Regions from separate parts of the Mus musculus genome. Here all the other regions are linked to region 1. The links are chromatin contacts, found by Hi-C or POLR2A ChIA-PET in ENCODE. All regions are on one chromosome and are shown on one strand. Each heading gives the region's core, a stretch centred on a gene start or an enhancer-like site at or near the end of the contact. The rest is flanking DNA. Distances are from core to core; before and after follow the strand shown.

What was found. Hi-C counts contacts between places; a loop is a spot of excess contacts on that map. ChIA-PET counts read pairs that join two places held with the same protein, here RNA polymerase II (POLR2A).
Region 2: POLR2A ChIA-PET joins it to region 1 with 23 read pairs in Patski. The contact joins the promoter of Polr1b here to the promoter of Slc20a1 in region 1. A Hi-C loop is called at or near these places in 2 of 37 maps with a recorded cell type or tissue (T-helper 17 cell and left cerebral cortex). POLR2A ChIA-PET finds 5 or more read pairs at or near these places in 4 of 5 experiments (Patski and embryonic stem cell).
Region 3: POLR2A ChIA-PET joins it to region 1 with 11 read pairs in embryonic stem cell. The contact joins the promoter of Ckap2l here to the promoter of Slc20a1 in region 1. POLR2A ChIA-PET finds 5 or more read pairs at or near these places in 3 of 5 experiments (Patski and embryonic stem cell).

What each region holds. Positions count from the first base shown.
Region 1 is chr2:129,195,935-129,200,591 of GRCm38, forward strand. It overlaps Slc20a1 (solute carrier family 20, member 1), which reads left to right and starts at 2,839. Exons shown (of 11, transcript NM_015747.2): 1 at 2,839-3,058; 2 at 3,515-4,130; 3 at 4,249-4,389; 4 at 4,566-4,651. The coding sequence starts at 3,785.
Region 2 is chr2:129,098,501-129,103,157 of GRCm38, forward strand. Polr1b (polymerase (RNA) I polypeptide B) reads left to right here and starts at 2,496. Exons shown (of 15, transcript NM_009086.2): 1 at 2,496-2,763; 2 at 4,463-4,630. The coding sequence starts at 2,587. It overlaps Gm46764 (predicted gene, 46764), which reads right to left and starts at 2,443. Exons shown (of 3, transcript NR_168333.1): 1 at 2,334-2,443.
Region 3 is chr2:129,295,204-129,299,860 of GRCm38, forward strand. Ckap2l (cytoskeleton associated protein 2-like) reads right to left here and starts at 2,009. Exons shown (of 9, transcript NM_181589.3): 1 at 1,902-2,009; 2 at 1,111-1,177. The coding sequence starts at 1,938. It overlaps Gm14023 (predicted gene 14023), which reads left to right and starts at 2,167. Exons shown (of 5, transcript NR_040371.1): 1 at 2,167-2,199; 2 at 3,561-3,634. Il1a (interleukin 1 alpha) reads right to left here. Exons shown (of 7, transcript NM_010554.4): 7 at 4,407-4,657.

The DNA.
Region 1 (4,657 bases), core at 1,589-4,088:
AGAACAAGTACACCTGAGCCATCTCTTCAGCCCCTTACTCTTGTATAGTCCAGGGACCCAAAACCAGGCATGCTGGCTAATTTTATGTCAATTTGACACAGTGCAGAATCATCTGAGAGGAGGGAACCCCAACTGAGAAAATAAATTTTTTAAAGATTTATTTATTTATTTTATGTACAGGAGTACACTTCGCTGTCTTCAGACACACCAGAAGAGGGCATCGGGTCCCATTACAGATGGTTGTGAGCCACTATGTGTTTGCTGGGAATTGAACTCAGCACCTCTGGAAGAGCAGTCAGTGCTCTTAACCGCTGAGCCATCTCTGTAGGCCAAAAAGAATTTTCTTAATTAGGGATTGATGGGGGAGGGCCCAGCCCATTGTGTGTGGAGACATCACTGGGCTGGTGGTCTGGGTTCTATAAGACAACTGGCTGAGTAAGCCAGTAAACAGCAGACCTCCATGACCTCTGCATCAGCTCCTGCTTCCAGGTTCCTGTCCTTGTTTGAGTTCCTCTCCTGACTTCCTTAAATGATGAAAAACAACATGGAAGTATAAGCCAAATAAGGCCTTTCCTCCCCAGCTTCCTTTTTGGTCATGGTGTTTCACCATAGCAAAGAAACCCTAACTATGATACCAGGAAAAGGTGCCACATACTTTCAGACTTCAGCGTTCCACACTGAGACAGTCCACTACAGACCTGCTCACAGGCCGACCTATCTAGACAAGCCTTCACCAAGACTCTCTTCCTAGGTGATTCTAGAGTGGGTCAAGTTGAATATTAAAACTGGTAACCAAGTATAGAAGTGCATGAATTTAATCCCAGCACTTGGGAGGCAGAGGCAGGGGGATCTCTGTGATTTCGAGGCTAGCCTGATTTACACAGTAAGTTCCCGGACAACCAGACAGCTACACAGTGACACCCTATCTCAAAAAACAAAAACAAAAACAAAAGACAAACAAAAAACAAGACAATCTAAAACCATCTGACCAACCATCACATCCCCCCTCCTTGATTTCAAGACAGTAAGGACTCTCTAGAGACAGAGAAATCTGTCTCTGCCTGAAAATACATGGATACTAAAGTAGCATAAAGCCAAGTCTCAAAATACTATACTCTCCCTGAACCACAGTGATGCCTTCACATCTGGCAAACCTGGCTCTGGATTCTGCTCTTGTACCTGGATGGGCCTTATTCACCATGGCTGCTCACCTTGGTTGTCTCAATTTCAAGAGGCAAAAGCATGGTCATCAACAGACTGAAGCAAAGCACATCCAAACAGTGGGCAAAGTCATGAGCAATTTCCTCACAAATAATTACTTCAAAAATTGTTTTAATTGGCAGGACACTAACAACCTTTTAACAAACCAGTCCTTTTATTCAATGTTTTATGACCTTGGAAAGAAGTAAGGGCAAAGAGTGTTGCATTTGAAGATGCCAGAATTACACACTGGGGTCAGTGTCCTGGAACATGAAGGTTGTTTTCCAGCCATGACCTTGAGGTCAATAGACCTGTATAACCTATACGAGATTCTGAGTCTACCAAATTATAGGTCACAGGACACTCCTGTGAAGTTATAATTTACAACATGTTTGTTTCTGCTATTCGTTGCCCTACCTTTGGAGAGCAGAGAGCGTTTTAGAGCGTTCTAAACCGGGTATTTCTGGCTGGAATTCTTAAGTTTCTTTATAACCCACATAACTTAAATCTCCCAAGGAGTGGTGACTAGTTAGTTCTGAGCTTAGGCAATAAAACGAACTAATCCATTGTCAGAACTACAACCTTATACCATGTAGGGGACCAGGAAGCAATCTTTATTTCAAAAGGGGATGGGAAAACTTTCAGGATGAGGACATCCTCTGTAACCTTTTCCTATATTCTAAAACAGGCACATTCAAAAAAAAAAGTAACGAGGAAATGAAGGTTCATTTCCTGAACATCTATTGAGTTCCAGTCACATGCTTATATCTTAGCTAATATGATTCTCCTTACTGGGTAAGAACTTGTAACCAGAATACCTGAATTAGTACTGCCTGTCGCCACTAGCCCCGATGAGCTGACAGGAAATGCATCTTTGTTGTGCTTTACACACAATTCCAACCCGTCCTCCAGTCTCTCTCACTCTGCTATTATTTCTCGTTCCAGAGCACTCGGCTTGAGGAGACCTAGGGTTTGTTCAAGGTGACACACTGCAGCAAATATGAGTTAAGAATTCGAATCCAAAGTAACATCCTCCCCGCTGCGCCATAGCCGGGGCTCCTAAAACGGAGGTCCGGCGCCGGGAAACTAATGACCCATGGCTCTCCCTCAGCGCAGTGCCACAGCTGGGAACGCAAGCCTATCCTCGTGACTCCCGAATCTTTCCGTTTTCACACAAGTGCGTGACTGCGGGAGCGAGGTGGCCACGTGAGATCCCTCCACCCTCTCCGGGCGAGGTACAGATCGGGTCCGGCCAAGGGCAAGTCTCAGCACACCCGCTCTTCCGCGTCGCCACCGAGCTGACCCGGGCCCGCGTGGGAGAAACTCGGAACGACCTTGGTGGCGGCCTCAGTCCCCGCGTGTCTGGGCGAGACTCCCCCACAGTCCCCGCCCGCAGCCACCCGGCGTGGCCAGCGCAGACAGGATAACCCGGGCGAGGCTGCAGGGAGGCGGCCAGCCAGTCCCACGTGGACCAGCTCCTCGTTGGGGGCGGGGCCCCGGGGACGTCCAGGCCAATCAGCGCCGCTGCCCAGCTCACCCGGCTAGGCGCGCCCGACCAGCCTGTGGTTGCGTCACATCGGAGGCGGGACCTCGGGCGGGCGCGAGGCTCGGCAGGTCACGTGGGGCGCAGAACCGGCTATAAATAGGAGCCGGCGGCATGCTCTCTATATGATGGCCGCCGGCGCGCGTTGCGTGTTTTCACCTCTCGCCTGCTGAGGCGCCCGCGGCTGCTTCACGAGTGGGTAGAGAGTCCCTCCGTGCTGTGCCCGGTGTTGCCGTCCTGGGTTGTGCGACCGTGGCTCGAGCCTGCCTCAGTCTCGTTCTTCTGGTCTCTCTGTTCGGCCCTCAGTTTCCTTTGGTGAGTGGCGGCGCGGCACCGGTGGTGCAAAGGTCCTTTCTTCTCTGGAGTGGGCTCGGGTGTGGGGAGCTGGCTGGCGGGGGTGGGATGCAGGCTGCAGGACCCCGCTACGCTGCTGTCCTCCTCCCGCCTCCCCACGCACGCCGCGCCCTTCCGCGGGCCTTTTCGGCGGTCCTCGGCAGGCGCGCGCGGGAATGGTCTTTTTTCCGATCATCCACGGAGGGCGCGCGCGGGCAAGCGGCCGGAGACTGAACAGAACTCGTGGGGCGGGGCGGGGCGGGACGGGGTGGGGGGTGGGGGAGCACAGAGATCGCCCTGTGCCCCACCTTGCACAGCGTTTGGGGGACTGAAGACATAAGTGACGGGCGGGGGGGGGGGGGACTATGCGGAGTCCCAGGCTGCCCTCTTCCCAGAGATGCGCCGCTATTGTTATTTTCTTCCACTTCGTCCCCCCAGGATGAACTTGCGTCCTTTCTCTAATCCGCCATGGAATTCTGCTCCGTGCTTTTAGCCCTCCAGAGCCAAAGAAACCCCAGACAACAGACGCCCAGACGCAGCAGCGTATAGCAGTAACTCCCCAGCTCGGTTTCCGTGCCGTAGTTTACAGTATTTAATTTTATATAATATATACTATTTATTATAGCATTTTGATACCTCATTCCGTTTACACATCTCAAAAGCCGCTTAGTAATTCTCTTATTATTTAAAGAACCACTACACTAGAGAATGGAATCTACTGTGGCAACGATTACTAGTACCCTAGCTGCTGTTACTGCTTCCGCTCCACCGAAGTATGACAATCTATGGATGCTCATCCTGGGCTTCATCATTGCATTTGTCTTGGCATTCTCCGTGGGAGCCAATGATGTAGCAAATTCGTTCGGTACAGCTGTAGGCTCAGGTGTAGTGACCCTGAAGCAAGCCTGCATCTTAGCTAGCATCTTCGAAACTGTGGGCTCCGCCTTGCTGGGGGCCAAAGTGAGCGAAACCATCCGGAACGGCTTGATAGATGTGGAGCTGTACAACGAAACTCAAGATCTGCTCATGGCTGGCTCCGTCAGTGCTATGTTTGGTAAGTTGTAGTTATACCTTATGTTCGCTCCAGTCTTGAACCTTCTCTCCGCAAGGACGCACTGCTTATGTAACAGTTTTGCCATCTACCTGACAAAATCTGATTAATTCTGTTTCAGGTTCTGCTGTGTGGCAGCTCGTGGCTTCGTTTTTGAAGCTTCCGATTTCTGGGACCCATTGTATTGTCGGTGCAACCATTGGTTTCTCCCTTGTGGCAAATGGGCAGAAGGGTGTCAAGTGGTCTGAACTGATAAAAATTGGTATGTTGAATTTTAAATGGTTTTATTTTCGTTGTGTGCTGCTGTGTGTCGTGGAGTGGGAGTGAAGTGGAGGGGCAAGTTGAAGAGTATCAGAAATGGAGCACCTACCATTTCGGGGTCTTGTTAACAAAAACGTACTTTCCAGACCTGACACTTCATTTTGTATTCTATTCCAGTGATGTCGTGGTTCGTCTCTCCGCTGCTTTCTGGTATTATGTCTGGAATTTTATTCTTCCTTGTTCGTGCGTTCATCCTCCGTAAGGTAACC
Region 2 (4,657 bases), core at 1,246-3,745, 98 kb before region 1:
GGAATCGGCGAATGTGGAGTCAAGTAAGATTTTACGTCTGATGAAGAACAGAAGAATAATTTACAAAGCAGTGTTTTGTAGACCACAAAGCACACCAACATGCACATAGCAGGAACAGTTGAAGGGAGGGTAAAGGAAAATAGGAACATATTGGGAGAAACAGTGACCAAGGCACTGGAGAGAGCTCAGTGGTTAGAAGTACTTGCTGTTCAACCATGATGTCCGGAGTTCAGATCCCAGCACCCATGGTGGGTAATTAAAAAGTGTCTTTAACAACAAAGAAAAGAAAAAAGAAAAAAAAAACCAACAACAACAACAACAAAATGTCTTTAACTCCAGCTCCAAGGAATCCAACCCCTGGCCTCACACATATACATAAATAAAAAATAAGAGGTTTTCTTTAAAAATCATGACCAAAATCTACCTTGCTTTATAAAAATGAACAAATACCATTAAAATGTACCTAAGAGGCTGGAAGATAGCTCAGTTGGTAAAGTGTGTTCCTTGAAGCATGGGGACCTGTTTAATAGTCAACCTTCACTTAAAAAAATTCCAGGCCTGGTGGCACATAGCTTTAACCCTAGCACGGGGGGGGTGGGGGGGGGGCGGAGGGTAGAGCCAGGCAGCTCCCAGGGGCTCATTGGCCAGCCTAACTTCTTCAGTGGCTCTAAGCTATTGACAGTCCCTGTCTCAAAGGAAGACAGAGCCTGCCATCCCCTGGCCTCCACACATAGGATAAATACATACACGTTCCTGTTCATACCTGTAGATACAACATGAAAACACAGAAAGCATCTAAAAGCTCAACAATTCTCAGAAAGGGATTGATTCCCTTCACGTTTTTCAGAGGAAATATGCCATCAACCCTTAAACACATGAAATGATATTTGACACTATTATCCTCTAGGCCCTGGAGTCTAGGAAAATGCTAACCAGGGCTCACAAAAGATACCATTGTGCAAATAATAAGATTGCTATAATCAGAAGATAGTACCAGGTACTAGTAATGATGTTGCTAAGGGGAAATGTGAAGTTGTACAGCTCACTTTAATAGTTTCACAGGGCTTCAGAAAGGTAAACATAGGTAATATGACACAGAAACGTGGTTCTTAGCTCTGATACCTAAGGGAATTGAAAACACACACATAGAAAAATGGATATTTGTAAAAGCCAAACACTAGAAACAGCACGAATTCTGACACTATCCAACCACCTTCCTACCTCTTGCTCTTGATTGCCCAGAAGCAGGCTGGGGTGGCTTCCTTTCTTCTGGGTAGCATGGCCTGGTTACTGCTTGCCGTCCTGCTGATGTGCTTCATGCATTAAGAGTTGAGTAGACATAAGCACAGCCCACAGAATCAATTAAGCAGGGCTCAGAGGGGCTCACAGAGACTGAAGAGACAGTCCTGGAGCCTGTGTGGCTCTGAGCTAGGTCCTCGGCATTCATGTTATGGATGTATAGCTTGGTGCTCTTGGGGGACTTCTGGCAGTAGGAGCAGGGGCTGTCTTGGACTCTCTTGCCTGCTCTTGGGACCCCTTTTCTTCTATTGATTTGCTTTGTCCAGACTTGATATGAGGGATTGTGCCTAGTGTTATTGTAACCTGTTATGCCATGTTCAGTTGATATACCAGGGAGGCCTGCTCTTTTCTGAAGGGAAATAGAGGAGGAGTGGATCTGGAGGAGAAGGGGGGTGGGGAGGAAGATTGGGAGGAGTGGAGAGAGGGGAAACTGCAGTTGGAATGCAATGTATGAGAAAAACTAAACAAAAAAACAAAGACTTGAGAAAGAGGGGGCTGGGGGTGACACATGCCTTTAACCCAGCACTCAGGCAAAGACAATGGACCTCTGTGAGTTCCAGGCCAGCCTGGTCTAGGACAGCCAGGACTACATAGAGACCCTGACTCAAAAAACAAAGAAACAAAAATAAATAAATAAATATTATTTTAATAAACAGACAAGTTGAGAAGAAATGACAGGTTGGTGCCCCACACCTCCATTTTAGTTGAAGCCAAGAATCCAGAGTCTCCTGAGGTCTGCATCAGGGTGCAATAGGAAAACTCCAGAATGGGACAGAAGGGAACCTTTAAAGATACGTCTTGTATCAGGTCCTAATTAACGAATTAAGCTAATATGGGTCACAGAGGTCACACACTAAAGTGGAGCAGGATTTAGTATGGTTTGCAGGTTACAAAACAGCGAAGCCTCTTTCTCTCTCTCCACCCCCACCCCCACCCCCACCCCCACCCCGGTGTTTCAAGACAGCTCTGTGTAACTACTCTGAATGACTTGGAACTCTCTTTGTAGACCAGACTGGTCTCGAACTCACAGATACCTGACCTCCTGATTGCTGGGATTAAAGGCGTGTCTTCATGTCTGCGCGTAGTTTTAACCGGTCTAATCACGCCATGGTGTAAGTTTCCAGTCGACTCTGAGAAAAGAAAGGACCAGTGTGGGGCGGGCCGAACAAGAGGAACTACATTTCCCAGAAGGCCACGGGGTAGGGTGGCTGTGGGGTTGGTCCGGCCATTCCAGCCAGCCACGAGTAGCGTCCTAGCTCCGGTCTCCCGTCCGGGACTGGCAGAAGCATGGATGTCGACGGCCGGTGGCGGAACCTGCCCAGCGGGCCCAGCCTAAAGCATTTAACCGACCCCTCGTACGGGATTCCCCCAGAGCAGCAAAAGGCAGCTTTGCAGGACCTGACGCGGGCGCACGTGGACTCCTTCAACTACGCGGCGCTGGAGGGGCTGAGCCACGCGGTGCAGGTGAGTGCCGTGCACTGCGCTCCAGAGCTCTACCCTTGGCCTGGGGGGTCCTGGAGCGTCCCTGCGGTTGGGAGAAGTGGCCGGGGGGTGGGGGGGTGAGGGGTGCCTACAGTATGACCACAAATAGGGACGTGAACTCACCCTGCATTGCTTTGGGTAGTTCAGAGAAAAAAAGCAACTCATAAGCCTAGTGGTGTAGGGAAACTTGTATTTGTGACTCCTGGATTTATATATGAGTACGAGTCTGGTTTGGGGCGAACCATTTCTGGGTACTGTGAGATGAGAGTGAGGAAGTGATCTTTTTGGAACTGTGTTTTCCACCATTCCCAGCACTCGCGCCTTTTCACACCTGGAGTCTTACGTTCTAAAACTACCTCACAAGGTTCCAAGCTGATCAGACAGACTGCAGCAAGCACATCCTTCAGTTTGCTTCCCTTAAAGTTTTCTTTTTGGGGCGGGAGAATGGAGACGGTTCGAGATAAGGTTTCTCTGTGTAGCGTTTGCTGCCCTGGAGCTCCGTGGACCAAGGCTGGCCTCGAACTCAGAGATCTGCCTGCCTCTGCCTCCCGAGCACTGGGATTAACAGTGTGTGCCACCATCGCCCGCTTGCTTGCTTGCTTGCTTTCTTTCTTTCTTTCTTTCTTTCTTTCTTTCTTTTTTTTTTTTTTTTCTTTCGAGACAGGGTTTCTCTGTATAGCCCTGGCTGTCCTGGAACTCACTGTGTAGACCAGGCTGGCCTCGAACTCAGAAATCCGCCTGCCTCTGCCTCCCGAGTGCTGGGATTAAAGGCGTTCGCTGCCCGCTTTCTTTCTCTTTAAGAATTTGCAAGAGGAAAACTTGCCACCTGTTCTGAGTTGGTCATGTTGAGGAAGATAAAAAGTCCAGGGGAATCATTGTAACAGTGGTAGCAGAGTAAGGACGGGGAAGGTCTCTTTTTGTTGGCATCTTTAGTTTTTCCTGGCACGGCACTCTGAGAGTAAGACACCTCTCAGGTGTAATTGCTCCTCACTTTGGATGTTGGTTGTGTAACGGTAGCAGGCACCAGCAAGCAGTCAGTGCCATATTCTTTGAGAACTGCTCTAAGATGTGGCGCTTTCTGAGTCAGGAGTACAAGGGAAATGCTGCGACTAATCCAGGTGTTTAGAAAGCTCTGCATTAGATAAGGCTAAGGGAAGAAGATGGTGCCCTCCCTCAGGAGGCAGGGTAGGTTCAGGGAGAGAAATATGTAGTAGACAGTACCCTGAGCTTTCGTTACCAAACAACTGTATTGTGAGAACAAAGGATGGGGATATGTTGGAGAGCTTTGACTGCCAGACTGAGACTTGACAATATGGAAGCCATTTAGAACTCTTCGAACTGCCAGGCTTCAGTGTGAGGGAATAAAATATACAAAGCTGAGCTTTTAGATGAGAAGAGTTTCCCTATACTTGCCCCTGAAAAGCAGAGAAGGTAGATGCTTAGCTCAGCCTTTTCTGTGTCCGTAGAACCTACTGCAAATCAAATACATAGCGCACCATCCAAAAAGTTAAATAGTTGGCCAAGTTACCAGTTGGTTGTAACTTTAGTTGTCCCTTTTGGATTTGTTGCATTGGTGTGGTAGATGTCAGTGAGTGTAGACCACAAGTGGTGATTTCGGGGAGTCTTAGTGAAAAGTGCGTTGAAAAATGCAAGTGATTTAGCAGCGTGAATTGTCTTTCAGGCCATACCTCCCTTTGAATTTGCTTTCAAAGATGAGCGCATATCTCTTACCATTGTGGATGCTGTCATCAGTCCACCCTCAGTGCCCAAAGGGACCATCTGCAAAGATCTCAACGTTTATCCAGCTGAGTGTCGTGGCCGAAAGAGCACCTACCGAGGGAGGCTGACGGTGAGCATTTAGTGACATAGTGACAGC
Region 3 (4,657 bases), core at 759-3,258, 98 kb after region 1:
GCAGGCACGTCTCTAGCTTAGTAAGTCCTGTATCTTTACGCATTAGGAGTGACGGACAGGCCTGGGGAATGTAGGTCAGTGGCAGAGTGCTTGTTGTCTAGCATGTGACAGGCCCTGAGTTCCACTCACAGGACAGGGGAGGGTAGGAAGAGGGGAAGGAAGAAGAGGAGTGAGAAGAAAAGGAGACACAGAGAGGGAGGGAGGAGAGAGACATTATGGGTATGTTGAGAAAACAATTTTGGTTCATTTAATCCAGGAAGTAGAGGTGAGAAAAACCCAAGGTAAAATGACCTGGGCTAGGAAGATCTCCGGCATCCACATTAAATCAGGCACGGTGAGTATCCCTCTAACCCTAGGCACTAGGGGACAGGGATGAGTGGATCATGGGAGAGAGAGTGCTGGCCAGCCTGCTTAACCTAAGCAGTGAGCTTCGGGTTCAGTGAGCAATCCGGTCTTATGGGAATAAGGTGGACAGCGTTAGAGCAAGACACCCAAAATCCCCCTCTGGCATACACACACCAACCGAGCTACTCAAGTGGGAGGCAAATACACCCTGCTAAGCAAGAGAGAGAAATAACAGGGCAAAGATGGTACAGTGCTGAGAAAAGCAAAGGATGTTCTGTCCACCTCAAATACATGCCCAGGGAACACCAAAGGACAAGTTGGGAGGACGCTGGCATGCCACTGTTGTGGACTGACCATAACCAACTCTCCTGTCTTCGTAAGCACACACCATAGAAATGCCCTCCAGTTTCTTGATCAAAATCTGCGCTGCTGGGAACCAACTTTCCCAGGAGAAAGAAGGAACCAGAAGAGCTTCCAGAGATGTGGGTAACAGTGTAGTGTAGAGCCTTCCTTCCTTTGGAGACTGTTAGGAAAAAAAATGCTTAAATTTCTGCCAATAGACAGCACTGCCTAGGGGTTGCTGGTTTTTTGTTTTGTTTTGTTTTTTAAGTCATGCCTGAAATCAAGGACTGAAATGCTCCTTTTGTTATTACAGGATTCACCATGATGCAAGTCAAACAGACTGGAAACAGAAGGGCTGGTCCGTTCATTGCTGTTAGCAACCGGGGCAACAAAGCCAGTGTAACTATGGGAAGGTAAACTCACTTGGCGTTGGGGTCCTTTAGCTTTCCCTTGGCTGCCAGGTACTCCTGGAGCTTCTGCCACCGTTCTTCTGTAAAACATGGACACGAGCAAACACCAAAAACATTACAGAAAACCCTTTATATCTTTAAATATGATACTTCCCTGTAGCTATTTTGGCTTTGATAAAGTCACCAGTCCTGTTATGCTTGCTTTCAATACCAACGGTATCAGCCTGGTGCCAAGCTCTTTACTAAGCTGTTTACACTAACCATCAATCCTATGAGGTATTTGGCTGTTTGAAACTCAGATGAAGTGACAGGCTTAAATTTACCCACTAATGTGCAGCAAAGCCAGGATTTGGAATCAAGACTTTTTTTTTTAACCCTTGAGTTACAAATTGTGTGCCTAGGACGGTGCGCAGAACCGCAGGCCCATAAGTGAGGACAGAGTGTGCATCTCAAAGGTGACACGGGGGAGGGGCATACTGGAGAGGTAGAAAGGGCTCCAGGTCCCTCGGAGGCCAGGGTTCACAGCATCCTTAAGCCTCAGCCCACAGTTTATCAATCAACCTCCAGACAGCGCACATTTTATCAGTGAACCTGCAGAGACTCGGACTGGGGCCGAACCTGCCACCTGACTGCTGTCAAAGTTCTGGCCATAACTAGCAATGCAGGGGTGTCCCCCTGCGGCAACGGAGCGCGCCGCTCCTCGCCGTGGCCCGGGTCCAGCGTCCTTAACCTAACTGAGCTCGGGGGAGACTGAAGCAGGCGGGGGAGGCCTGGCAGCTTCTGGAGGCTGCCGACCACACTTACCCGCGGCTGCGCTGGCAGTGGGGCCGGGCCCCACCATGGCTCTACGGCGACAGTTTCTTCCTTCAAAGGGCGCGCCTTGTTCTAGTACGAGAACCGGGCGCCCGTCTGGACGCTCCTATTGGCTTCCGCGACTTTGAAATTCGCCAATAAAAAGACGGAGAGGGCGGGATAACAGGAAATGGACATTCGGCGATTCCCACTGGGGACCTCCCCTGAGGCTCTGCGATTGGAGAGTTTCTGAGAAGGCCCGCCCTATGGCTAGGTCACTTCCGCAGCGGTGCCTCTGAGGTGGGAGCTGGTGGGTGATGCTGGCTGGCGGAGGAGTGGCTCTAATTGTAGCCAAATTTGGGTTAAGGACGGTTGTGACAGTTGAAGAAACGGGGAGAAACAAGCCGGAGCCTAAGTCTCTGTGCTATCAGTTAGGCTGGCTTTGGCTGCAAATAATAGCATGCCAAACGAAAATGGTCCGTATCAGTTATTGTTCTCATTCTTGTAGCCGAATACCGGACAGAAACAACATAACTCCGTGTAGTCCCTGAGCAGCTCGCGGGAGCTGTCAAAATGGCGCAATCTGTCAAAAGTGTCTCAAGGGAAGGGCATCCTAAGACACAGGAGCTCAGGAGCCACACAGCTCTGAGGTGGGACAGTGTCCCCTTGGAAAGGCACCCTGAGACTCGGAAACCCAGAAACCACAGAGCTCTGAGGGTCAGAAGGTATTCCTGTGGAAGGACACCCTGAGACATCAGAGCCGGGGAACCACACAGCTTTGAGAGGAAGCCTCGTCAGCTGAGGCAGTGCAGTTCCCAGGGGAGGGTATCTCCAGCTCAGCCCAGGAGCTCAGGAGCCTCTGCCCCGCTCCACTTCTTTGTTTCTTCCCTTCCTCTGTCAATTGCTTCTTGGCTTCTTCCAACGCGAAAGTCATATGAGGCAGCAAATCTCGTAAAAGATATTTATTGGAGAAGGATGTTATGGTGGGAAGAGAAAAGGGCAAGGGGTTAGAAGAGTTTTTAAAAGAATAACAAAGATTTCCTAATAGAAAATGTAAAGAACAGAATTATATAAATTTAAGAATGGAAATAAAACATGGAAACATAATAGTTTATTTAAACAGAAAAACATCTACAAGGTAAAGTTAAAATGCTAACAAAGGCCTGCTAGAAAGAAAAAAAAAATCATGAAGGAAAGAGAAGGAAAAGGTTATCACTGGCATACCTAAACATTATCAGGTGAGTGAAGGAGAATAAAAAAAAAATCACAAAAGTTTTTGCTTTTGTTTTTGTTTTTTAATATGATAAAAAGCGCTGAGATGGCTGGGGTAAGGAGCATGCAGTGCTCTGGCAGGCCACCAGAGTTGGTTCCCAGCACCCATATTACATAACACATCTGCCTGTAACTCTAGCTCCATAGGGTCTGACATCCCGACATCCACTTGTGTGACAAGACTTTCCCTGAGGAGATGTAACACATGGCTACTTACTGCAGACAGACAAAAGCTTGGATACCACCAAAGCTCAACACGTCTTATCGGGGCTATGTACAAGAATTTGGGTGAAGGGTTACTGCACATTTCAGGTGTTCAATTATTGTTTCTGTGAATTTCCAACCCCACTTTCTAAAATAGAGTCTATTACTCCTGATTCTGACTTTCTTTTTCATTAGGTCACAGGAAAGCAGCTTCTAACCTGCTGTATTGTCTCTAAAACCACTACTTGGTTTTGGTGGTACATTATATGGTGAGTTTGTATGGACATCTACATCGGCATACACATGTACTGAATATGGATTGTATCCTTTAACTGAGCCTGGAAATATTATAATTTTCAGTGCTATCTATCTGTGAATACTGGCAGCTAGCAAAAAAAAAAAAAAAGAAAGAAAAGCTATGGAACCTGAATTTTTTTTAAATGCATTTTTTGGGGAAAACAACAAAATGTAGCAAAATATAGTAAGATAAAACAGAAATCATCATATATAAGTTGGACAAGCTATGCCAACAGAAAAATGAAAGAGCTCCAAGAGTAGGCAGAAGAATCAGAGACTTACTCATTTCCATTCAGGAGTCCCATCAGAGCATAAACTGAAAGCTAGAGTGTGTGTACAGAAACCTGGGCAGACCTGTGTAGGCCCTGCGGCTGCTGCTTCAGGCTTCAGGCTCTGTGAACGCATATGGGTTTTGCTCAGTTATTTTAGAAGGCCTTGTTCTCACATCCCTTCTGTCTCCCCGACTCCTGTCTCCATTTCCACAGGGTTCCCTGACCTCTGAGGGGAGGGATTTGATGGTGACATCTCCTTTAGAGCTGTGTGGAATCCTGGTTTTGTAAGGTGATGCTAACTTTAGTGAATTACGTGAGTGCTGACCAGTTGTCCCTAACTTTTAGGCAGTGAAGTAATAAAGACAACAAATAACAAAAACCCCTTCACTGCATCACAACAAAACATAACAACAACAAAACCCAAACCATCCCATTGCAAAACCCAAACAGAAAAGATAACAAATAAATACATCAGCTCAAACCTGTTTTATTTAATTATGATTAATAATAATGAGTTGATTGTTATTGTTGATAGTTACATGACACTGTGGTTTGAAAAAAAAATTGGAATCCAGGGGAAACACTGATTACATTCTAGAAAAGAAACTTCAGGTATCAGTGATGTGGTTGTCACAGTTAAGCTCTTTCCATCTTTAGATGGTTGGTGTTAGTTACAGGTGAGACTGAATGATGTAAGAATACCCAGACAGCTTTAAGGACGGG